Regions from separate parts of the Homo sapiens genome. Here regions 2 and 3 are each linked to region 1. A link is a loop called in an ENCODE intact Hi-C map of the cell type or tissue named here. Cell type or tissue: heart right ventricle. All regions are shown on one strand.

Evidence for each region. A loop is a pair of places that touch in the nucleus more often than their neighbours do. Peaks named below come from ENCODE experiments on the same cell type or tissue, not always from the same donor. Only the 100,000 strongest peaks of a DNase experiment are listed, where the experiment ranks them.
Region 2: a loop joins it to region 1, with 3.0 times the contacts of the local background. A loop is called at or near these places in 43 of 110 quality-filtered maps.
Region 3: it touches region 1 in a loop (4-fold over the local background); 52 of 110 quality-filtered maps call a loop at or near these places.

The regions. Positions count from the first base shown.
Region 1 is chr17:44,770,750-44,778,749 of GRCh38, forward strand. It overlaps ADAM11 (ADAM metallopeptidase domain 11), which reads left to right. Exons shown (of 27, transcript NM_002390.6): 5 at 835-920; 6 at 1,007-1,082; 7 at 1,518-1,584; 8 at 1,650-1,717; 9 at 2,108-2,182; 10 at 2,265-2,336; 11 at 2,512-2,678; 12 at 3,546-3,630; 13 at 3,743-3,833; 14 at 3,949-4,000; 15 at 4,463-4,562; 16 at 4,645-4,716; 17 at 4,835-4,927; 18 at 5,378-5,458; 7 more. Among named protein-coding and RNA genes, the nearest start is that of ADAM11, 16 kb to the left of the region's middle. RefSeq lists a silencer at 5,142-5,461 and enhancers at 5,299-5,799, 7,894-8,000. In heart right ventricle, CTCF peaks have their summits at 4,210 and 4,421; DNase peaks (open chromatin) are centred at 4,212 and 5,082; H3K4me3 peaks cover 1,551 bases; H3K27ac peaks cover 785 bases; H3K27me3 peaks cover 2,189 bases.
Region 2 is chr17:44,827,439-44,835,438 of GRCh38, forward strand. GJC1 (gap junction protein gamma 1) reads right to left here and starts at 2,849. Exons shown (of 3, transcript NM_005497.4): 1 at 2,624-2,849. RefSeq lists a silencer at 2,162-2,451 and enhancers at 2,507-3,480, 3,481-4,454. In heart right ventricle, no CTCF peak of the experiment used is centred here; DNase peaks (open chromatin) are centred at 1,945, 2,132, 2,603, 3,253 and 1 weaker place; H3K4me3 peaks cover 4,071 bases; H3K27ac peaks cover 4,350 bases; H3K27me3 peaks cover 1,038 bases.
Region 3 is chr17:45,123,894-45,131,893 of GRCh38, forward strand. All of the region lies in intron 1 of PLCD3 (phospholipase C delta 3), which reads right to left. It also overlaps a transcript of ACBD4 not described here. Among named protein-coding and RNA genes, the nearest start is that of PLCD3, 4.6 kb to the right of the region's middle. In heart right ventricle, no CTCF peak of the experiment used is centred here; DNase peaks (open chromatin) are centred at 4,250 and 5,749; H3K4me3 peaks cover 2,330 bases; H3K27ac peaks cover 6,078 bases.

The sequences.
Region 1 (8,000 bases):
GGGTACATGGTAGGTGCTAAATAAATGTTGCCTGTTATTCTCAAAGGAGTCTGATCCCTTCCCCAGCCCCAGCAAATGGCTAAGAACCCTTGCTGTACGCTGGGCTCCTATAATCCCATCACTGGGAGGCTGAGGTGGGCGGATCACGTGAGGTCAGGAGTTTGAGATCAGCCTGGCCAACATGGTGAAACACCATCTCTACTAAAAATACAAAATTAACCAGGCATGGTGGTGCATGCCTGTAATCCCAGCTACTTGGGAGGCTGAGGCAGAAGAATTGTTTGAACCCGGGAGGCGGAGGTTGCAGTGAGCTGAGATCATGCCATTGCTCTCCAGCCTGGGCAACAAGAGCGAAACTCCGTCTCAAAAAATAAATAAATAAATAAATACAAAAATTAGCTATGTGTGGTGGCACATGCCTGTAATCCCAGCTACTCGGGAGGCTGAGGCTAAGGCATGAGAATGGCTTGAACCCAGGAGGCAGAGGGTGCAGTGAGCCAAGATCACACCACTGCACTCCAGCTTGAGCGACAGCAAGACCCTGTCTCAAAAAAAAAAAAAAAAAACCATTGCTACAGTCCAGCTTCCTCATTTTATAGATGACGTGAAGGAGGCCCAGAGGTTCCTAACCCCAGAGGGCTAGGAACTTGCCCAGGGTGGCACGGCAAATTAGGAGCACCAGCCATCTAGAAACAGGCTCCAGAGCCCCAGGCATACCCAGGGATTGTGGCCACCTGCACACAGGGCAGCTTCAGTGTCCCCCAAAAAGCCTTGAGGCCCATTGGCTGCCCCCGGCCTCATGCCAGCGTTCTGCTCACTGTTCTGCTCCTTCAGGGGGCTGGAGACCACTGCTACTACCAGGGGAAGCTCCGGGGGAACCCGCACTCCTTCGCCGCCCTCTCCACCTGCCAGGGGCTGCAGTGAGTATGGGGAGGGGCCGGGCAGCTGGGAGAAGCCTCTGGCCCAGGCCTGGGGACGGAGGGGAGCTGCGCCTCTCTCTCCACAGTGGGGTCTTCTCTGATGGGAACTTGACTTACATCGTGGAGCCCCAAGAGGTGGCTGGACCTTGGGGAGCCCCTCAGGTAAGCCCCACACAACCCCTTGCCATCCTCTCTGGTGGCCCTGCCAAGCTTGTCCCAACAGCTGTTGCTGCCACCTCTTCCTCCTCCGGCTCCTCCCTCAGTAACCCCAGCCTCACTGCCCTCTTCAGTGACCCCAGCTCTGGTTCCCTCCCTCCTGTGCCCCAGCTCCCCCTGTGCCCCCAGCTCCAATGTCCCATCTGTCCCATAAGTGACCTCCCATTGGGCTCCAATGTCCTTTGCCCCTGTCTCTCAGGGTGCCCCCAGGTCTTGACCCCGGAATCTGAGCATCTGGGAGATCAGATCCGACATGGGAGCTGTGGCCAGTTCTGGGTCACCCCAGGGTGGGGTGGAGGCGAGGGCTGGATCTGGCCCCCGCCAAGTGGGCCTGGAGCAGGCCCAGTTGGCACCCCAAGAACTAATTTCCCCTCATTGCAGGGACCCCTTCCCCACCTCATTTACCGGACCCCTCTCCTCCCAGATCCCCTCGGATGCAGGGAACCAGGTAAGGGAGGGAAGGGGGGGTGGGGAGGGGCCGGCTGTGCCCCCCTCACCTGCCCCTCCCCACAGGCTGCCTGTTTGCTGTGCCTGCCCAGTCGGCTCCTCCAAACCGGCCGAGGCTGAGAAGGAAAAGGCAGGTACGGGGGCCCGCACAGACCTCGGGCTGCAGAGACCTCGGGCTGCAGAGAGACCTCAGGCCGTGGCCCAGAGCAGGAGGGCACCCTCATCTATGGCTGGGGCGAAGGAAGGCTCAGATGGATGTGGCTGGGGGCCAGGGACCGTGTCTGGGAGAAGCCCCCACCCCTTCCCTAATGCTGGCATCTACAGAGGCCCCATCCTGGGCAAACCGAGGCTGCCTGCCCTCATTCCAAAGCTGAGGAAGGACAGGACCCTCTGCCAGTGGGGAGCTGGCACTGTCCCTGGCTGGAGTCCAGACCCCCCCATCCCCACCGAGTCTGTTCCTGGCTTGGCCATGAGATCAGTCAGACATGGAAGGGACTGATTCCAAGTGCCCACCCACCCCCCAGGTCCGCCGGGGCCACCCTACAGTGCACAGTGAAACCAAGTATGTGGAGCTAATTGTGATCAACGACCACCAGCTGGTGAGTGCCAGGGCAGGGACAGGGCGTGACACTGGGAGGCCCCTGAGGAGCCTGGCCCTCCTCCCATTCTTCTCTCTCCCAGTTCGAGCAGATGCGACAGTCGGTGGTCCTCACCAGCAACTTTGCCAAGTCCGTGGTGAACCTGGCCGATGTGGTAAGCAGCTCTCCCTCCCTCCCTTCCCTCCTCCTCATGCCCCCCACCCCACCACACACATTAGGGGGCACTGTCAGCCCCTGGCTCCCACTTCCTGGAGAGAACAGACAGGCCCTCCTCCAGCCCTGGCCCCAACACCCACTCCCACCCTCCAGCCCCCTCATCTTCTCCCCAGATATACAAGGAGCAGCTCAACACTCGCATCGTCCTGGTTGCCATGGAAACATGGGCAGATGGGGACAAGATCCAGGTGCAGGATGACCTCCTGGAGACCCTGGCCCGGCTCATGGTCTACCGACGGGAGGGTCTGCCTGAGCCCAGTGATGCCACCCACCTCTTCTCGTGAGTCCCCCACCCTGCACCTCCTGCCAGCCTCTGCTAGTTGCTACAGTGCTTGGGATTACTTAACACCTGCCCTGTGCTGGCTGCTCCTCTCAGAGTCTGGGGACTGGGCTCACCTTGCACCTGCCACCTACCCCCAGCCACATGCAACAGCTGGGCATCATCCCCTGAATCTGAGGTTGATGCCCTTGTCTTAGCCCTGGTGGTCCTCTTCTGCCTCTCACCTCCCCTTAGTTCTGTCTTTCCCCTTTCAAACTGTCCCAGCATCCCTTCCTCAGGGACCCAGTGCCCTAGTAGGGAAAAAAATCTAATAAAAGGGCCTTGCAACTAGAGATGGTCTACTGGGAGCCTCTCCTTTGCCTTATGGGCAAAAGAACCCAAGGAGGGGCCAGGCGTGGTGGCTCATGCCTGTAATCTCAGCACTTTGGGAGGCCAAGGCGGGTAGATCATTTCAGGTTACGAGTTTAAGACCAGCCTGGCCAACATGGTGAAACCCCATCTCAAAATACAAAAATTAGCCAGGCGTGGTGGTGTGCACCTGTAGTCCCAGCTACTCGGGAGGCTGAGGCAGGAGAATCGTTTGAACCCAGGAGGTGGAGATTGCAGTGAGCTGAGATGGTGCCACTGCACTCCAACCTGGACCACAAGAGTGAAACTCTGTCTCAAAAGAAAAAAGAAAAAGAAAGAAAAAAAAGAACCCAAGGAGGGGGGGAAGGGTCTTGCCTGGGGTCACCAAGGCTGATGTAAAGGGCCAGGCTCACCTCCTGAGGAAGGACTCTAGTGTGAGGGGCTCCCCAAGGCCCCACCACCACCCGGGGAGCCACAGGGGAGGGCAGGAGGCCATCCTGACAGCGCACTCCCTTCCAGGGGCAGGACCTTCCAGAGCACGAGCAGCGGGGCAGCCTACGTGGGGGGCATATGCTCCCTGTCCCACGGCGGGGGTGTGAACGAGGTGAGCAGTGGGGGGACATGGCTGGGGTGGCGGCTGAGGGAAAGGGGCTTCAGGGGCACGACGTGCCTGTTGGAAGATGTAGACATCTGTGCCCCATCTTCCCCACCCCCAGTACGGCAACATGGGGGCGATGGCCGTGACCCTTGCCCAGACGCTGGGACAGAACCTGGGCATGATGTGGAACAAACACCGGAGCTCGGCAGGTATCCTCCCCCAGAGGCCCCCGTGTGGCCCACGCCCAGCAGCTCTGGAACGGGAGGGTGACAGTGGGAGGGGTGGTCCTTGGCCTCCCTCATATCCGCCTGGCTCACCCCTCAGGGGACTGCAAGTGTCCAGACATCTGGCTGGGCTGCATCATGGAGGACACTGGGTGAGTTCTTGGGGACAAACCGGGGGAAGGTCTTGGGCGAGGGGAGTCTTAGAGCGAGCATTGTTTGGCAGTCTGGACCAGGGGGCTCAAGAGGCCCAGCTCACAGAACCACTCAGGATCCCAAGAAGCCCAGTTTTCCGCAAACACTGCCCCGGGAGACCCAGATTTCCCTGCTGGGACACCAAAACCGGCCAGGCTGCAGTGCGCATCGTGGCCACTGGGCGCCGCCCAAGCCTCGCATGGAGACACCTTCCCTCCAGCGCGGCTGCGAGTCCCCAGGTTCAGCGGAGGGGATGGGAGCGACAGGGACAGGCGGGAGGATTCTGGTGCAATCCCGGGGCAGATCCTCCGCCTCCTCGCGATGGTGACGAAGTCCCCCAGTGTACCCCCTCCCCAGCCTTGAGAGGGGTGAGGGTGGGTTGGAGGGGAGCAGCCAGCAGCACCTCCCCTCGCCCTATCCAGGTTCTACCTGCCCCGCAAGTTCTCGCGCTGTAGCATCGACGAGTACAACCAGTTTCTGCAGGAGGGTGGTGGCAGCTGCCTCTTCAACAAGCCCCTCAAGGTACCAGCCCCGCGGCGGGGAGCATGGGAGCGGGCCCTGGGCGGGGTCCGGGCCAGACTCCCGACCTGTCCTCCCGGTCCAGCTCCTGGACCCCCCAGAGTGCGGGAACGGCTTCGTGGAGGCAGGGGAGGAGTGCGACTGCGGCTCGGTGCAGGTGAGCGGTGGTGCGGGCGCCAGGTGGGGAACCGGGATGCGGGGGTGGGCACGAGGGAGCGTCTGAGTGGGAGGATTAGGGCTCGCCCGCCTCCTTCCCCTCCTCCCGCGTCCCTCAGGAGTGCAGCCGCGCAGGTGGCAACTGCTGCAAGAAATGCACCCTGACTCACGACGCCATGTGCAGCGACGGGCTCTGCTGTCGCCGCTGCAAGGTAAGCAGGACCGGCCGGGAGGCGGGGCCAGGACGCAGGAGGAGCGATTGGAGGCCTTCATATAAGGGGTGGGAGCTAGGGAGGGAAGCGGAGCCTTCGGGGACGAAGGCCTCTGGGGCAGGGCTTGATGCGAAGACAGCGCCAATGGGGAGCAAGGGGCGGGGCTGAAGGATGTTGAAGGCGGGGCTACGAGGAGCGGGAAGGGAAGGCTGCCCAGAATCAAGGAGGGGCGGGAAGGTGGGCGGGCTTGGGGGCGGTGCTGAGTGCGCTGGGAGCGAGGTGGGGAGCGTTCAAGAGGTGGTGGGAGCAGGGAAATAAGAACAGGCCTGAAACGGGGCCCTGGGGAGCTGGAGGGCCCGGGGATGTGGGGGTCCAGAGAGCGAGGGGCCTGGGGAGGGCAGGGCCGAGGCATCCATCCTGCCTGACTCGAGGAGCGCGTCTCTTCCCTAGTACGAACCACGGGGTGTGTCCTGCCGAGAGGCCGTGAACGAGTGCGACATCGCGGAGACCTGCACCGGGGACTCTAGCCAGGTCCGCCCGGCCCCGCCGTCTTGTGGAGCCCTGGGCGAGGCAACCCCTACCCTTGTCGATTTGGTTTTCCCGGACGAGTGCTCAGCACTCCCCTCCTCTCCACAGCTGGCATCGACCTCCACTGATCAGACTGTTTTCTTATCTGAGAAAGGGGTTCTTCATGCTCCTGGCCTTGTTCCTTCAATCATTAAACCAGAATGTATCGTCTGGCTGGTATTCCCAGCGCCTGGCCCGGTGCCTGGTGTAGGTTAGGGATCAGAGTAGACGATAATATTAGTTAACATCTATTACAACCTAATTACATGCCAGGCATTTATCTCCCAGCCCTACGAGGGAGGGAGGCTGGAGCGGCTCTGGGGCTTGCAAATCCGTGTGGTCTGGGTCCAGAACCAGACAGATCGCTTGTCCTAGGCGTGGAAGAGCCCTGTGGCATGAGCCCCCAATGGGGGGCACTTGGTACCCCAGCATTCCTCCCTGGGGCAGCCCTCAGCTCCAGTCCTGGGACTGCTCCGCTCAACCCCACCCCTCTCTCCACAGTGCCCGCCTAACCTGCACAAGCTGGACGGTTACTACTGTGACCATGAGCAGGTATGATGGCTGCCCCCTGAGCCTGGGATTCAGGGCAGTCTCTTGTCTCCACTCTGACCACTCAGCATCTCCATCCCTTGCCTCTTAATTCTTGGACTCTCAGGGCCGCTGCTACGGAGGTCGCTGCAAAACCCGGGACCGGCAGTGCCAGGTTCTTTGGGGCCATGGTGAGTCTGGCTAGGGCTGGGAGTGGGGACTCCGGAGGACCCAGAGCTGAGAAGCTGGGGAGAGTGGGTTCCAGCTGAACAGGCCCCCAAGTGTGTAGCTCCCCAGGATCTCAGGGACCCAGGCAGAGTGTGGGAGATGCAGGCCTGAGGTCTTGGGGTGGGTCCTGGGGCGCGTGGGGTCACTTGGCATCCTCTCCCCACAGCGGCTGCTGATCGCTTCTGCTACGAGAAGCTGAATGTGGAGGGGACGGAGCGTGGGAGCTGTGGGCGCAAGGGATCTGGCTGGGTCCAGTGCAGTAAGCAGTGAGTACTGAGGCTCCCAGAGGGCCTCTCAGCTCCAGGGCAGGTGTGAGACTTTTCAGAGATGGGGCAGCAGGTTCTCCCAGGAGGAGCCTGTCAGTCCCAATGGGCGGGCACGTGGCAAATGAGGTGGCAGGGTGCAGGGTGAGGGCAGATTAGAGTTCAGTAGTTGAGTCTGAGGTCAAACTTGGGGCTCACTGTCTCTATATGCCCCAACAGGGACGTGCTGTGTGGCTTCCTCCTCTGTGTCAACATCTCTGGAGCTCCTCGGCTAGGGGACCTGGTGGGAGACATCAGTAGTGTCACCTTCTACCACCAGGGCAAGGAGCTGGACTGCAGGTGCTGGCCAGGACCAAGACTAGGGAGGGGAGGTTGCAGCTGTGCTGGGGGTTAGGAGACAGGGGGCTGAGGCTGGCTGTGTCACTTCCCCAGGGGAGGCCACGTGCAGCTGGCGGACGGCTCTGACCTGAGCTATGTGGAGGATGGCACAGCCTGCGGGCCTAACATGTTGTGCCTGGACCATCGCTGCCTGCCAGCTTCTGCCTTCAACTTCAGCACCTGCCCCGGCAGTGGGGAGCGCCGGATTTGCTCCCACCACGGGGTGACTGCCTGGAGCCTGGGATGGCGGGAGAAGCTTACAAGAGGGGACAGGCCCCTGCTCACCTCTCCTGGCCCTGCCCTGCCTCTAGGTCTGCAGCAATGAAGGGAAGTGCATCTGTCAGCCAGACTGGACAGGCAAAGACTGCAGTATCCATAACCCCCTGCCCACGTCCCCACCCACGGGGGAGACGGAGAGATATAAAGGTGAGGCTGGAGCTGGCCGAGGGGGGTCTGTCTGTCCTGCTCTCTATGCCTGTCCTTGCCAGCTAAGCCCTGCCATCCTCCCCAGGTCCCAGCGGCACCAACATCATCATTGGCTCCATTGCTGGGGCTGTCCTGGTTGCAGCCATCGTCCTGGGCGGCACGGGCTGGGGATTTAAGTAAGAGACACACACACCCTGTGCCCCCTGGCATCCTTGAGGGGGGATCAGAATCCCTACTGGTGGAGCTGAGGGGGCCCTCCCTGAAAGCCCAACTGAACCAGAGCTCACACGTCATAGGTCCAAGTAGCCTGCAGGGCTTAACATTTAGAAACTAGGAGATTTTAGGCTAGATGAGGTGGCTCACGCCTGTAATCCCAGCACTTTGGGAGGCCAAGGCAGGCGGATCACCTGAGGTCAGGAATTCAAGACCAGTCTGGCCAACATGGTGAAACCCCGTCTCTATTAAAAATACAAAAATTAGCCAGCCATGGTGGTGCGCACCTGTAATCCCAGCTACTTGCGAGGCTGAGGCAGAGAATTGCTTGAACCGGGGAGGTGGAGGTTGCAGTGAGCTGAGATCGCACCATTGCACTCCAGCCTGGGTGACAGAGCAAGACTGCGTCAAAAAAAAAAAAAAAAAAAAAAAAAGAAAGAAAGAGAGAAAGAAAAGAAAAGAGAAAAGAA
Region 2 (8,000 bases), 57 kb after region 1:
CATAAGTTCAGAAATAAGTAATCATACCCCCTAGTCAAACTTAACTATAGGAAGGAAGGACAGGACAGGACAGGAAAGGAGGAGAAAAAAGAAATTAGCTGGGTATACTCAGGAGGCTGAGGCAGGAGGATGGCTTGAGCCCAGGAATTTGAGGCTGCAGTGTACTATGACAGCCTGGGCATCATAGCAATGTCTTTGAAAAAAAAAAGGATGGCCGGGCACGGTGGCTCACGCCTGTAATCCCAGCACTCTGGGAGGCCGAGGCGGGAGGATCACAAGGTCAGGAGATCGGGACCATCATGGCTAACATGGTGAAACCCCATCTCTGCTAAAACTACAAAAAAAAATTAGCCAGGCGTGGTGGCGGGTACCTGTAGTCCCAGCCACTGCACTCTAGCCTGGGCGACAGAGCAAGACTCCATCTCAAAAAAAAAAGGAAAAGGAAAAAGAAAAAAGAACACACCTCACCAATTTTGAAATGTGAACATACAACAAATAAAGCAATATTTTTTGGAACTCATCACTTTGCATTGAATTAGGCATGGAACAAACACTAAGCATTTGTTAAGAGAACGATGCTCTGGATTTAAATTATATATCCTGTATTCTAAGATCCTCATTACTCAATTGATAGGCAAGCCTGGACCTGGGGGGAAGTGGACTAATCAGAAACACAACCCTGCATTCCTTCCCTTTGGCTGACTTATACAAATATAAGAATAAAATTTAATTGACAAAGGATAACAGCATTTATAAGTAAGATTGTTATGCTGGAGATATGTTAATTAAGTCCTCTGGATTAAAGGCTAAAACTCAATTTTACCTGCATGAATTGATTACAGAGAAAATTACCAGGTCCTTTGCTCCTTTTTAAGAGAACTGTGGTAGAACTTTTTAAGAGAACTGTTTCTGGTAGAAAACAATTCTTAAGTCACACAACCTCAAAAGTTAAAAGTGCTGGCTTTTGAAGAGGTTGTTTGAAATGCTTTGGAAAAATGCACAACAGTTTAAGTAGTAAATAATATTAAGCCATTACAAATCAGGACAAATATTAACAGACCTTCCATACAACTTCTATGTATCTCTTCAATATGCCCTTTGCCTACAGCACTCTGGGCACAAAAATCTGGGGAAAACTAAGATCTGTTTATTGGAGCTTTTTACCTTCTACCCAGAAAAGTTAGTTCGTGTTTAATTCTGACATTACACAGTACTTAAGACATTCAAAGCAACTGCAGTGATACAACTCTATGCTAAGTTTTTTTTAAATCAGTAAACTTAACCCACAACTCACAATATTTTAATCAGGAGCTCTGGAAGTAAGGGTATTTTTCTGTTTTTTTCCATACCCTCTGAGGTTGAAATTTTTTTGCTCTTTTACTCTGAATAATACCTAAACCCTCTCTAGGGAGAGAAATATTTTATTCCTAAATGACATTATTAACGCATTTTTCTACAGATATTAAAGTACTGGAGATATGCTGTTTCCTGCTTATCAGGAAATTAAAATCCCTTTCATTTATGTAGTTTGATTTTTTATAGCGCTTTCACATATATTCACTTGAACGTATACACGACACAAACATATAACAAATTTAGACTTATCAGGCATACAAGATGACCCTCAGCCTGAACTTATTCAAACTTAACTTACTCGATTTCACATCGTCTTGATGCTAACAAAATTAAGCATGAGCATAATGAAATCGGTATCACTGCCAGTTCTCAATGAACAAAAAGAAAACCAAATTCGCCCATTTCGCAAAGGAAAAGTACTCCCAATCAGACAATCGCAAAAAAAAGAACAAAATCTAAACCATACATTCACGTACATCTTTTCAACTCAGAGCTCCAAACGCAGCCGCCAACCACACAACTGCCCACAATCACAGCGGTAGCGCCTACTCTTAATTTTGAAGCTAGAGACTTAAGGAAACACACACACACACAAAACAGTTCTCAAGTTTGACAAAGTGGGGGAAAAGTCATTTTAAGTAAAGACAACGAGTTAATCAGGAGGCGATGAGCCCAGTCCTTCCGCCCCGCTTTCCCGCTTCCAGCCCTCGAACGAACCCTCCTCTAACCCCCGGGAGGCAGGAGTTCCAGCGGGGAGATGCGGGAAGCCTCAGACGAGCCCGCACGCCGCCGGAGACGCAGGGATCGAGGTCGGGGAGACAAAGAGCAGCCCGCGAAGAGCCCGGGCGGCGAGGGGCGGCCCGGCTCCGCCCTGCGCCCCTAACCGCCCGGGTAGTTGTCGGCACCGCCGGGGCGCCGCCGAGTGCGCGCCGCTTCTGTCCGGGCTCCCCGACCGTCGCCCGACACCTCCGCGGCCCAGGACACCCCCGAGCCGTTTCCCTCCCGATTTGGGAGCCGCGCGCCTGGGGACAAAGAGGGAGGGTGCGCCGGGGACAGTGGCAGGACGCGGGCCGGCGACGCCCCTCCGGACTCGGCGGGAACCCCTCGGCGGCGCCCCCCTCCTTCTCCCGCTCTGGCCGCGCTCCTCCCCGGACCTCCGGAGGTTCTCCTCGGCCCCTCCCCGGGCTCCCCAAGAGTTCTCCCGCCTCCCCCTGGGACCCCGCCCCTGGCCCGCTTCTCCTCAGCCGGCCCTGCGGCCGCCCCTCACCCGGCGGCGGGTTCCCCCGGAGCCGCCTCCTCCGCCGGGCCTCGGCCCGTCCCGCCGGTCGCGGCCTCATGTGCCCCGCGTCGCCATCGCCTTCACCCTCGCCTCTCCTCCACCTCCTCCGCCGCTGCCGCCTTCGCCTCAGTCTCCAGCCGAGGCAGAAGCCGCTCCCGCCGCTGCCGCCGCCGCCGCCGCCTCCCGCTCCCGCCGCCGCGACCCGCGGGAAGGCGCCTGCGCACTGCGCGCTGCGGTGGGGGCGGGGGCGTCCCGCCGCGGCCCGGGAGCGGGGGGCGCGCGGCACGTGGCGCTCGAGTGGGAGGGGGGCGCCCCAGAACGCGCGGGAAGCGACGCGAGCGCCAACTTTCCGCGGTCGAGTCCTCGCCGCTCTCTCGGATAGTCCGGGACGCGGCGGAGGCGCGGCGCGCGTGGGAGTCACCCGCGTGGAGTCTGGACCCCGGGTGGGCGCAGACTTCGCTCCGGACAGTTCATTCTTCCAAGCTGATTTTCGGGCGAGAGTCCCCCGCCAGCCGCGCCTCAGTTTGAGCGGGCCGCTAACGGCGCCGTGGGTTCTCGCCTTACCTGGGTATCCTGGGTTGGTTTAGCGGGCCCAGAGTTGTCTTCTGCGCGCTCCGCCGAGGCCTTGGTCCATTGTAGCACGGGATGCTAATGTCTCCTCCCAGGTTCTGCTCTACAATTCCTCGAGGATCTGGCGGGCCCTGCGTGGATCTAGCTAGAGTCGGGGCTCTTAGCAGTGCTCTAGATACTTTTCAGGTCCTGAACTTCTCGGATTAGCAAGACCCTAATAGGCTATTTCCTCTTAACTCTTTGCATCCCAGCAGGATCCCATTCAGAGGACTTGGGAAAAATTTTCATGCATAGGAATCCCCAGTTTTAAAATGCCCAGTAGGAAACCGAAAATTCTCCAAATGCTTTAAGTAGAGTAAGACTTTGGGTAATAAAGGAAGGCTCAGTAAAGAGATGGGCGACCTCTGGAATGATCTCATCTGAGCATCAGAATGCCGATGGACAGGCTTTTATTATTTTGCCCTTTTGACCAGAGGGGAAATTAAGCGCTAACAAGTGAGGTTACTTGCTGCAAGTCAAACTCCCCCACCCAAAGCCAAGCCCTAAGGGGTAGCCCCAGAGTGGAAATCTTGAAGGCTAGGCATCTAATGCACTGACCAGTTTTGTGTGGCCAGTATGTTTTCCAAAAATATGAATTAGTTACCAAAATATTAAAATCCAGATTTCTGGCCTCCCTAAAAAGTCAAAAGCTGCTTACTTTGAGCTTCTCTTTTCACATGGCAGCTCCTCTTGAGTCACCTTGTCCGGGTAGGCAATGTCCCCACTCAGCTGCTTAAATCATTTCATGACCTGCTTGGCCTCGGAGCATTTAAGTACTTCTCCCTGTGATTGCTGTAGTCTGTCCCCACGCCTTATCACATTGCCTCTCTACAGATGTATTTAAAATGACAAGTGTGGGATGGGCGCGGTGGCTCACGCCTGTAATTCCAGCACTTTGGGAGGCCTAGGCAGGCGGATTGCTTGAGCCCTGGGGTTCCAGACCAGCCTGGACAATATGGCAAAACCCCCATCTCTACAAAAAATACAAAAATTAGCCGGGTGTGGTGACGCGCACCTGTGATCCTAGCTACTCCAAGCATGAGGTGGGAGGATCGCTTGAGCCCGGGAGGTCAAGGCTGCAGTAAGCTGAGATAGCGCCACTGCACTCCAGCCTGAGCGACAGAGTGAGACCCTGTCTCAAAAAAATAAGTGAAAAAAATAAAATGACCAGGGTGAAAACTCTGAAAATACCTGGAAATAATAAATAGCATGTAACTAAAATAACACAGGAAACAACATCATTGTACCTGTTGAATAAAATATTAAAATTCTCACAGCCTGCAACTGTAAACTAGTACAAATAACTTTTTTGTTTTGTTTTGTTTTGAGGGAGAGTCTCACTCTGTCGCCAGGCTGGAGTGCAGTGGGCGCCATCTAGGCTCACTGCAAGCTCCACCTCCCCGGTTCAAGCAATTCTCCTGCCTCAGCCTCCCGAGTAGCTGGGACTACAGGCGCACGCAACCACGCCCAACTAATTTTTGTATTTTTAGTAGAGACAGGGTTTCACCATGTTGGCCAGGATGGTCTCGATCTCCTGACCTTGTGATCCGCCTGCCTCGGCCTCCCAAAGTGCTGGGATTACAGGCATGAGCCACCGTGCCTGGCCTAAATCACTTTGTTGTTGTTTTTGCAACAGAGTCTCACTCTGTCGCCCACGCTGGAGTGCAGTGGGGTGATCTCGGCTCACTGCGATGTCCGCCTCCCAGGTTCAAAAGATTCTACTACCTCAGCCTCCGGAGTAGCTGGGAATACAGGTGCCCGCCATCATGCCTGGCTAATTTTTGTATTTTTAGTAGAAAGGGGGTTTCACCATGTTGGCCAGGCTGGTCTCAAATCCTGACCTCAAGTGATCTGCCCGCCTTGGCCTCCCAAAGAGCTGGGATTACAGACATGAGCCACCGTGCCCAGCGGACTTTGCAAAACTGGCAATATCTACTGTTGAGGCTCAGAAAATGATTTCCCAGGGCGTGGTGGCTGTAGTCCCAGCTACTCAGGAAACTGCAGTGGGCTATGATTATGCCACTACACTCCAGCCTGGAAGACAGAGCGAGACCCCATCTCTTTAAAAAAGAAAGAAAGAAAACAATATCCCAAAGTATGGAGCTTTGGCGTGCTGAGTGCTTTGAACTAAAGGAGATTGGAAGGCCTCAGAAGCAAAGTCTCTCTCTGACCTTCTCCTGCCCTCCTGTCTCCCGCCCCTTTCTCCCCTGAAGCGAGTCATAGAAATAAAAATTCCTCTTCCCCAAGGCGGGTCATAGAAACTAGAACCCCTCTCCCCCAAAGCAAGCCATAAAACCAGAAAGGTCACTCTCCCCCTTCTCTCCTCCCCCTTGAAGACCCTCATTCCAGAGGAACCAGGAAGGAATACCCTGGAGGAAGGAATGTTACACTGGGAAGCCAAGAAGAATTTGAACCGACAAGCCTTGTTGGGTTCCCCGCTCAGTCTGTTAAATTAGATCATACCCCTTTTGTCTGATCACATTCTGCTTGTCCATTCTGCATTGAACCTAAGCATAAAAACAATTGTTCTAGGGTATTGAGGGTGTGTGTGTGTGTGTGTGTGTGTGTGTGTGAGAGAGAGAGAGAGAGAGACCGGGTCTCTCTCCATCACCCAGGCTGGAGTGCAGTGGCATGATCTCGGCTCACTGCAACCTCCGCCTCCCAGGTTCAACTGATTCTCATGCCTCAGCCTCCCAAGCAGCTGGGACTACAGGCGCACACCACCACGCCCGGCTAATTTTTTTTGTATTTTTAGTAGAGACTGGTTTTCACTATGTTGGTGAGGCTGGTCTTGAACTCCTGACCTCGTGATCCACCCGCCTAGGCCTCCCAAAGTGCTGGGATTACAGGTGTGAGCCACCGCACTCGGCCCTTTGAGGTCTTAATTTCCGAAGTCTCTTGTGTTACATAAAACTTTGGTTAAATAACTTGGTTATGCCCTTCTCTTGTTAATCTGGGTTTTGTTATAGGAGTGTCAGCTGTGATCCTTATGATGGATGAGGAAAGGTGTCACACCTTTCCGCCACTACACTACTAAAGCTGAACCTATGAATACACTATGCCTTTGGAATTCCATGGCAATTCCACGAAAATGTGTACAAATGTTCACCAAAATACTTGTACTAGAGTATTCATAGCAGCACTATTTATAATAAGTCAAAAAACTAGAAACTACCCAAAATGCCTGTCAACCGTAGAATGGCTAAATTGTGTTACGTACATTATGCTGCAATGAAAATGAACAATCTACATTTACACATAAGATGGATCTCACAAAAGTTTTCATTTACAAAAACTTCAAAAACAGACAAAACTGGCCAGGTGCTGTGGCTCATGCCTGTTATCCCAGCGCTTAGGGAGGCCAAGGTGGGCGGATCACTTGAGCTCAGTAGTTCAAGACCAGCCTTAGCAACATGGCAAAACCTTACCTCTACAAAAAATACAAAAATTAGCCAGGCATGGTTGCATGTGCCTGGAGTCTCAGCTACTCCAGAGGCTGAGGTGGTGAGGTGGGAAGATCACTTGAGCTGGGGAAGTTGAGGCTGCAGTGAGCTGTGATTGTGCCACTGAACCACTGCACCACTGCACTCCAGCCTGGGTTACAGAGCAAGACCGCGTTTAAAAAAAAACAAAACAACAACAACAAAAAAAAAAAACAAGCAAAACTAATCCATGCCGTTAGAAGTAGGGACAGTTGGCCAGGCGCGGTGGCTCACGCCTGTAATCCCAGCACTCTGGGAGGCCGAGGGGAGCAGATCACCTAAGGTCAGGAGTTCAAGACCAGCCTGGCTAACATGGTGAAAACCCATTTCTACTAAAAATACAAAAAATTAGATGGGTGTGGTGGCGCATGCCTGTAATCCCAGCTACTCAGGAGGCTGAGGCAGGAGAATTGCTTGAACCTGGGAGGCAGAGGTTGCAGTGAGCTGAGATCATGCCATTGCACTGCAGCTTGGGGCAACAAGAGCAAAACTCAAAAAAAAAAAAAAAAGAAGTAGTAAGGTGCAGTGGCTCACGCCTGTAATCCCAGCACTAAACCCCGTCTCTACTAAAAATACAAAAATTAGCTGGGCGTGGTGGCGCATGCCTGTAATCCCAGCTACTCCGGAGGCTGAGACGAGAATTGCTTGAACCAGGGAGTTGGAGGTTACAGTGAGTGGAGATTGTGCCACTGCACTCCAGCCTGGGTATAGAGCAAGGCTCCGTCTCAAAAAAAGAAGAAGTAAGGCCAGTGGGCTGGGCACAGTGGCTCACGCCTATGATCCCAGCACTTTGGGAGGGTGAGGCAGGTGGATCACCTGAGGTCAGAAGTTTGAGACCAGCCTGGCTAACATGGTGAAACCCCATTTCTACTAAAAATACAAAAAATTAGCTGGGCGTGGTGGTGTGAGCCTGTAATCCCTGCTACTTGGGAGGCTGAGTTGGAGGTTGCAGTGAGCCGAGATTGCGCCACTGCACTCCAGCCTGGGGACAGAGCAAGACTTGGTCTCAAAAAAAAAATTAGAAGGATAGTGGGCTGGGCACAGTGCCTCACACCTGTAATCCCAGCATTTTGGGAGGATGAGGCAGGTGGATCACCTGAGGTCAGGAGTTCGAGACCAGCCTGACCAATATGGTGAAACTCTGTCTCTACTAAAAATACAAAAATTAGCTGGGTGTGGTGGCATGCGTCTGTGAGAACTGCTTGAACCCAGGAGGCAGAGGTTGCAGTGAGCCAAGCTCCCGCCACTGTACTCCAGCCTGGGTGACAGAGTAA
Region 3 (8,000 bases), 350 kb after region 1:
CTCCTCTTTCCAGACAAAGAGCTGGGTGTACACGGCACGTGCCAGGCCGAGGGGCTCACCAGACCCCCCCCCCAACCAGGTCCAGGTAGCCTCTAAATGGTCCCATCCTGAGCAATGACACGGTGAGGGCAGAGGGGAGCCTGCAGCGCCACTACACTTAGGCACATCCTCCTACACCCCCTTGGCCATGGGAAGGGGGACTGCTCATTGCCATGACAACCAGGCTCTGCAGCTGGGGCTGCCTCCCCTACCTAGGCCAGCCCTCTGATGCCAAGCCCATGGGTGTGGGGGAGATGAGTGACTAAGGCCGGAAATGGGGGTGAGTCACCGGGGCCTGCTCTGTCCAGAGCCTTCTGCAAACAGGCCATCAACACAGGCAGCCTGAACGCCTGACTGGGCCCCCACTTGGGCAGGCTCCCAATGGAGGGGGCCCCTACTTCTGGCCCCTTACCCTCAGCTCCCCAGGAACCTGTTGGGGGAAGGGGTGACATTCCAGGCTGCCCCGCAAACTGGCACTGCCCCCCAAACACACACCCAGTGGAAAAGCCAAACAGAAGGAGGGTGCAGTCCCAGGCGGGGCCAGGTGCTGAGTCCCTGGTTGGGTGCTTCTGTGTCCCCACTGCTCGTGCTTCTGAACCCTGGGGCAGTGAGAGGACTGGGGTGTCCAGCAGGAAGGGCAGGGCCAACAGAGGTAAGGAGGCAAGGTCAGAGGGAGGGCTCAGGGCCAGGGCAGCGATGCTGCGAGGACCGTGGCTCTCCATCCAGCCACCCAGTAGACATTTATAGGTCCTGCCAGGCCCAAGCCCACAGATGTCGCCTTGACCTTGTTCCTACCTGCTCTGAGCAGGTGCACAAGCCGCCCACCTCCTACTGTTCCTGTGGGGTTTGTATCTACTTGAACCATCTCTGCCTTGATCCTGTAGCTGCCGGGCCAGTGACTGAGTGGGTGGAGACAATCACAAAATAATAGCAGTGAAAATGAGGGCAAACGAAAGCCAAAAGGTGGAAACAACCCGAGTGCTCATCAACAGATGAGCCTGTAATCCCAGCACTTTGGGAGGCCAAGGCAGGCGGGTCATTTGAGGTCAGGAGTTCAAGACCAGCCTGACCAATATGGTGAAACCCTGTCTCTACAAAAAATAAAAAACATTAGCTGGGCATGGTGGCTCACACCTGTAATCCCAGTACTTTGGAAGGCCGAAGCAGGCAGATCATTTGAGGTCAGGAGTTCAAGACCAGCCTGACCAACATGGTGAAACCCTGTTTCTGTTTAAAATATAAAACATCAGCCGGGCATGGTGGCTCACACCTGCAATCCCAGCACTTTGGGAGGCTGAGGCATGTGGATCATTTGAGGCAAGGAGTTCGAGACCAGCCTAACCAACATGGTGAAACCCTGTCTCTACTAAAAACATAAAACATTAGCTGGGCATGGTGGCTCACACCTGTAATCCCAGCACTTTGGGAGGCCGAGGCAGGCAGATCATTTGAGGTCAGGAGTTCGAGACCAGCCTGACCAACATGGTGAAACCCCGTCTCTACTAAAAATAGAAAACAGCCGAGCATGGTGGCCCACGCCTGTAATCTCAGCTACTAGGGAGGCTAAGGCAGGAGAATGCTTGAACCCGGAAGGCAGAGGTTGCAGCGAGCTGAGATTGTGCCACTATACTCCAGCCTGGGAGACATGGCGAGACTCCGTCTCAAAAAACAAAACAAAACAAAACAAACAAAAAACATATGAGACAGATGAGTGCATAAGCAAAATATGGTTTATCGATACAATGGAATAGTATTCAGCCATGTAAAGGAGTGAAATCTGATGCACGCTACAACATGGATGAACCTTGAAAACATCATGCTAAGTGAAAGAAGCCAGACCCCAAACGACAAATACTATGTGATTCCACCCATGTGAGGTACCCAGAGCGGCAAGTTCATAGAGACAGAAAGTAGCTGGGAGGGTACCAGGGGCTGGAATGGGGAGGTAATGGAGAGTTATTGCTTGATGGTTAGTTTCTGTTTGGATGATGAAAAAGTTTTGGAAATAGGCAACAGTAATAGTTGCACAACAGCGTGAATGTAATTAATGCCAGTGAATTAACCACTTAAAAATGGTTGCAATGGCCAATTTCATTATATATATTTTACCATATTTTTTTTTTTTTTTTGAGATGGAGTCTCGCTCTGTTGCCCAGGCTGGAGTGCAGTAGCACGAACTTGGCTCACTGCAAGCTCCGCCTCCTGGGTTCACGCCATTCTCCTGCCTCAGCCTCCTGAGTAGCTAGGACTGCAGGTGCCCGCCACCACACCTGGCTAATTTTTTTTGTATTTTTTAGTAGAGACGGGGTTTCACCGTGTTAGCCAGGATGGTCTTGATATCCTGACCTCATGATCCGCCCACCTCAGCCTCCCAAAGTGCTGGGATTACAGGCATGAGCCACTGCGCCCAGCCTATTTTTTTTTTTTTTTTTTTTTTTTGAGACAGCATCTCGTTCTGTTGCCCAGGCTGGAGTGCAGTGGCACGATCTCAGCTCACTGCAACCCCCACCTCCCGGGTTCAAGTGATTTCCGGCTAATTGTTGTATTTTTAGTAGAGATGGGGTTTCACCATGTTGGCCAGGCTGGTCTCGAACTCCTGACTTCAAGTGATCCACTCGCCTCGGCCTCCCAAAGTGCTAGGATTACAGGCGTGAGCCACAGCACCCGGCCTATTTTACCATAATTTTTAAAGTTTAATGATATAATATGCTGGAAACCATTGTATACTTTTTTTTTTTTTCTGAGACAGGGTCTTGCTCTGTAGCCAGGCTGGGGTGCAGTGGCACAATAATGGCTCACTGCAGCAGCCTCAAACTCTTGGGCTCAAACAATCCACCTACCTCAGCCTCCCGAGGAGCTGGGACTACAGACTTGCACTACCAGGCCTGAATAATTTTTAAATTTTTTTGTAGAGTTGGGGTCACACTATGATGCCCAGGCTGGTCTCAAACTCCTGGCCTCAAGTGATTCAACAGCCTCTGCCTCCCAAAGTGCTCCGCACTGTGTACTTTCAATGGATAAATTATAAGGTATGTGAATGAATATCTCAAAAATGCTGTTAAAGAAGCAGACAGCCAGGTCGGCACCCGGTGGGGCTGAAATGTGGTGGAAGTTGGGGGAGTCTGACCCCAAAGGGCTGTGTGTGGCCACAACAGGCACAAGCACATGGAGCCTGGTTTAGGCCTGGCCCATAGTGGGTGCTCAGTAAATGATCACAAAGAAGGAAACTGAGGCAGGGCTCTGGGGAAGTGAGTTAGTGCCCCGGGTGGAAAGAGGCACCCACGTGTTCTGATCCATCTGTCCCCTTAGTCCCATGGCCTCCAGGGGGTACCTTCCCCAGACCAGGACAGCGGCACCTCCCGCCCAATTCAGTGTTGTCAGCTGGGGCTCAGACACCTTCCCAAGCTGCCCGCTTATCTCAGCCTCAGAGAGGGGTCAGGCGTGCTGAGGAAAGGGCAGGCCCAGTTTCTCAACTTCCACCTGCAGCCCGGGCGGTTTGGGGCGTGGATGGTCTGGGGCCTGAGCAGTTCTGTAAGGGTAGCCAAGACCAGGGACCAGAAACTACCTCATGTCAGAGCTGGAAGGGGCCCCAAATCCCACCCTTTTCACAGGTGCACCACTGAGCTCAGAGAGGACAAGCCCTGTGTGCTGAAGATAGTGCAGGTCGCCCCCAGGCAGGGATGGATATAGAGGCTGTGCAGTGGAGACAGGCGCCAGGGCAGCTGGCAGGGAGGGTGGGAGTTCTGTCCAGGCGTGTCCCGGAGGGGTGGCATGCAGGCAGGGCAGGGTGTGTGTGGGGTGTATGCATAGGTGGGGAGTGTGTGTGTGCGTGAGACAGTGTGTGTGTATGAGTGTGAGTGAATGTGTGTGAGTGTGTGCGTGTGAGTGTGTGTGTGCGTACAGGGTTCATGGGTGGAGAGGGTGGAAGGTGGGCCAGCCAGGGGGAAATAGGCGGCTCGCACTCGGGAGGTGCACACAGGGCTCCACAGGAATGCGAGTCATGCAGGGAACTGCTACAGCCAGCAGCTGTGGCCAAGGCCGAGCAGGGAGTAGAGAAAGAGCGTTTCCAGGTGGCCGGGGCTGTGAGGCTCTAGGAGAGGACACACAATGGCGAGGGGTCCCAAAGACCCTCCCACCCTAATCCTTTAGCCAGCAGGCAGCCTCCACACCTCAGGCACCAAGCATGTCCCCCGTGACCCAGCTGGCTGCCACACCCAGGGCTGGAGCCTGGCGGGGGCTCGGTGCCAGAGTCCATAACATTCCTTGGAGAATCAACAAAGTCAGGAAAGGCAGGCGGTGCTTCCCTTGGCCCCGGGTGGGACACAGCAAGTGGGGGTGGCAGCACCCTTTTCTCTGGGGCCAGAACAGGCATGAAACCTGGTTGGGTGCGGAAGTCAGGGTAGGGGACAGGGAAAGATGTGAGGGGGACCACAGGGCCTGGCAGAGCCAGCCCCCTAGTCCCACCTGGCATGCCCCTGCTTAGACTGGAGGGCCACCCAGCTTACCCACCACCCAGGCCAGGCACCTGCCAGGGCTGGGGGTTGTTCTGAAGACCCTCACCTGCCAAGTCACCCACAGCAGTCCCACTCACCCTGCGGAAGACATCCCAGGCAGGCCATGGGCCGAGCCCTCTCGCTCAGGGGCACTTGGTAGTGTGTGTAGGCTGGGGAGGCAAGGGGGCAGGATTCTGCCCACTCAGGCCTCTGCCCATGGGGAGGATGAGGGGCAGGGGCGGAGCATCAGGGCACAGGCACACACGGGGCTGTGGGGACACAGGGTGGCCAGAGAAAATCCAGGACACCCGTTAAATGTGAAATTCAGATAAAGAATAATTTTTTAGTATAAATACATTCCATATTCCGCATTTAGCGGAATTCCAAACTTAACCGGGTGTTCTGTATTTTATTTGGCAGCCCTGTGAGGACGCTCCTGGGGGCTGGCAGGGCCCCCATGGGAGAGGAGCGGCCAGGAGGCCCCCTGCAGGTATCAGCTTCTCTATCAGTCACTGTGTGACAAGCACGGACTCTGGGCCACACTGCCTGGGTTCAAATTTTCTCTCAGCTACTTCCCAGCTTTGAACCCTAGGCAAGTTACCAAATCTCTCTGAGTCTTAGTTTCCTCATCTGTAAGAGAAGGCTACTGGTACCACCTACCTCATATTAGTGTGAGCATTACATGAGATAATATGCGAAAAGCGCCTGGGACAGTGACAAAATTGTTCATTAGTATTCATCAGGCTAGCCAAGAATGGTGGCTTACACCTGTAATCCCAGCACTTTGGGAATCCAAGGCAGGAGGATTCTTTTAGCCCAGGAGTTCAAGACCAGCCTGGACAACACAGTGAGACCCCAACTCTACAAAAAACAGAAACAAAATTAGCTGGATGTGGTGGTACCCAGTCTCCCAGTCTCCTGAGTCCCAGCTACTTGGGAGACTGAGGTGGGAGGATCACTTGAGGTCAGGAATTTGAGGTTGCAGTGAGCCATGATCATGCCACTGCACTCCAGCCTGGGTGACAGAATGAGACCCTGTCTCATAAACAACTAACAACAACAGCAACAACAAAAAGTATTCACTGGGAGCCATCATGGAAAACTAGGCTCTGGCAGCAGGCAGGCATGTGGCCTTGGGCGGTGATTTCACCCCTCCGCCTTGAGCTTCCCGTCTGTAATGTGACATGAGGACAGCACCTCCCGCACAGGGATGCCTGAGGATTAAGCAGGATCAGGTCTGATGCAAGCTCAGCACAGTGCCTCACGCATGGCGGGTGCTCACTGGGCTCTAGCGCTCCTCTCTCTTCAATGATTCCCTGCAAGTCCGCAGCCCAGCCCAGGAGCGGGGGACTGGAGGGGGGACAAAGGACTCCCACTCACTGTGGGGGTGTTTTCTTCCTCCTTCCCCGCTCATCTGGGTCTCCCTAGTGTGGCCCTAAAGGATTTTCCTTCCTCAGGCCCCTCTAAGCCACTCCCTGCCCTAGTCCCTTGACCTGATTTGATATAAAATCTATTCTCTGTTAGGCTAAGGGGTGTGGTGATGGCAGGGGCAGAGCGAGGCGGGGGAGGCTACCTGGGTGACAGGCCTAGGCCTTGGCCTCTGATGGCCCAAGGGGCTGGGCCCCAAGACTGGGTTTCCTTCTCCACCCTGTCCCTGGACTCCCTATGGCCTGGGGAAGGGACATTCCCAACAGACTCGGACTCAACATTCCTCTCTCTGCAGTCACTCAGCAGGACAGGGCAGTGGTGAGGAATGAGGGTGACCTAGATGACATTCTGATATCTATGTAGTTCCCGAGAGTGTCACCTTGATGAGGTGCCCAGAGCTCCCGTGCAGCCTTACTCAGCTGATGAGTACCGAGGCCCGGGCTCAGCTGTAATTATTTGTCTGCATGTGACTCTGCCCACTAAACTGTGCACTCCCTGAGGGCAAAGCTCTGTGCTACTCATCTCTGTAGCCCCAGCCCCTGGCACAGCACCCTGGCCCACTAATGGCGCTCAGCAAACGTGTGGGATGAAGAGGCCAATGGGCATGGGGCCTCCCCTCAGCCCTTCCGCGGCACCCGTGACCCTGCCAGGGCTGACTCCCAGGGCTGCCCTCAGCCATCCCCAAACCACACCATTTCTTAGCCCAGAGAATGACACCTGTCGATCACAGAGTCCAGCCCAGTCTATCTCCTGGGAGTTCTGGGGTCCATCCTGGGTGTCCCCCAAGTCTGGTCCCCACCCCTTGCCCAACTAACTCCTCAGCCTCCCTCCTTGGGTCTCCCTGTTTCGCCCCTGCCTTCATCCAACCTGCCCCCCACTCTCCACACTCACTCCTGCCCAAGCCCTTTCTGGGGCTCCTGATGCCCTCCAGATAAAGTCCATGACTCTCCAGGGAGGGCCTGGAGGAGCTCCTCCCACCCCCAGCCTCTCCCCTTTGCCACTCCCGTCTTCCTCAGCTGGGGCCAGCCAGGGCCTGCTGGCTCCCCAGCCCCTCATGTGCTGCCCCCTGTTCCCCCACCCCCAAGGTCCTGTTCCTTTGTTTCACTGTCTGATCTCCCTGCTGGAACCTCAGCTCTCTAATGCAAGAGCCCCAGGGTGGAGCATACCATAGGCACTCCACAAGTGCTTGTACCATAGTACCATACCATGGGCACCGCATAAGTGCTTGTCCAATGCATGCACAGTTGAATGGATGGCAGGGTAGAGATGGTGTCCTATGTCTCAGTAACCAGAGTGCCAGGCACAGCGCCCAGACATAGTCAGCGCTCAGGTGGAATGAGTCGAGGTAACAAGAAGGCAAAACTGGCAATCAGGACCCCTGAATTCTGCCCCAAGTTCTACACGGGGTCCCTGGCAGCCTTGTCCTTCTGTTCCGGAGTTCCACACCTAGCCTCTCCATCACTGACTATTCTACCAATGGCAGGTCCAACGCAGCACTTCAGTGGCGCGGTCCTTTCCACGTCAGACAACATTCTCGCACACACCCTCTCATTCAAGCCCTCCACTGCCCTGCGGGTCCCACTTTTCCCAGACTCTGAGAGGGTACCAGGGCCCATGTGGTGGGGCACCACCGGGGTGCCAGTCACACTTTGCCCTTTGTTGGCTGTGTGGTCATAGGCAAATTCCTTGCCGTCTCTGAGTCAGTTTCCTCACTTGTGAAATGAGGATTCACCTCCCACCTAGGAAGTCGAGGAAGATTGCAAGACACCACCTGTGTAACCCACCCAGTGCCAGCTGCCTCTGTGATGTTCCAATGAGCCACAGTTACATTCCTTCTCCACGACTGACTTCCCCAAATCTGAGGTGAGAGCCTTGGCTGTCGGACGTAGGCTGTTAGACCAGTCCTGCCAGAGCAGTGTGGCTGTGGCCGCCTCTGTGGGGCCGCGGCTTGGAGGGCTGCTGTGGAGGCCAGCCTCTTCTGCGGAGGCCGACCGCAAACTCGCATCCTTCCTAAGGGCTGCCAAGACCCCGAGACACCCT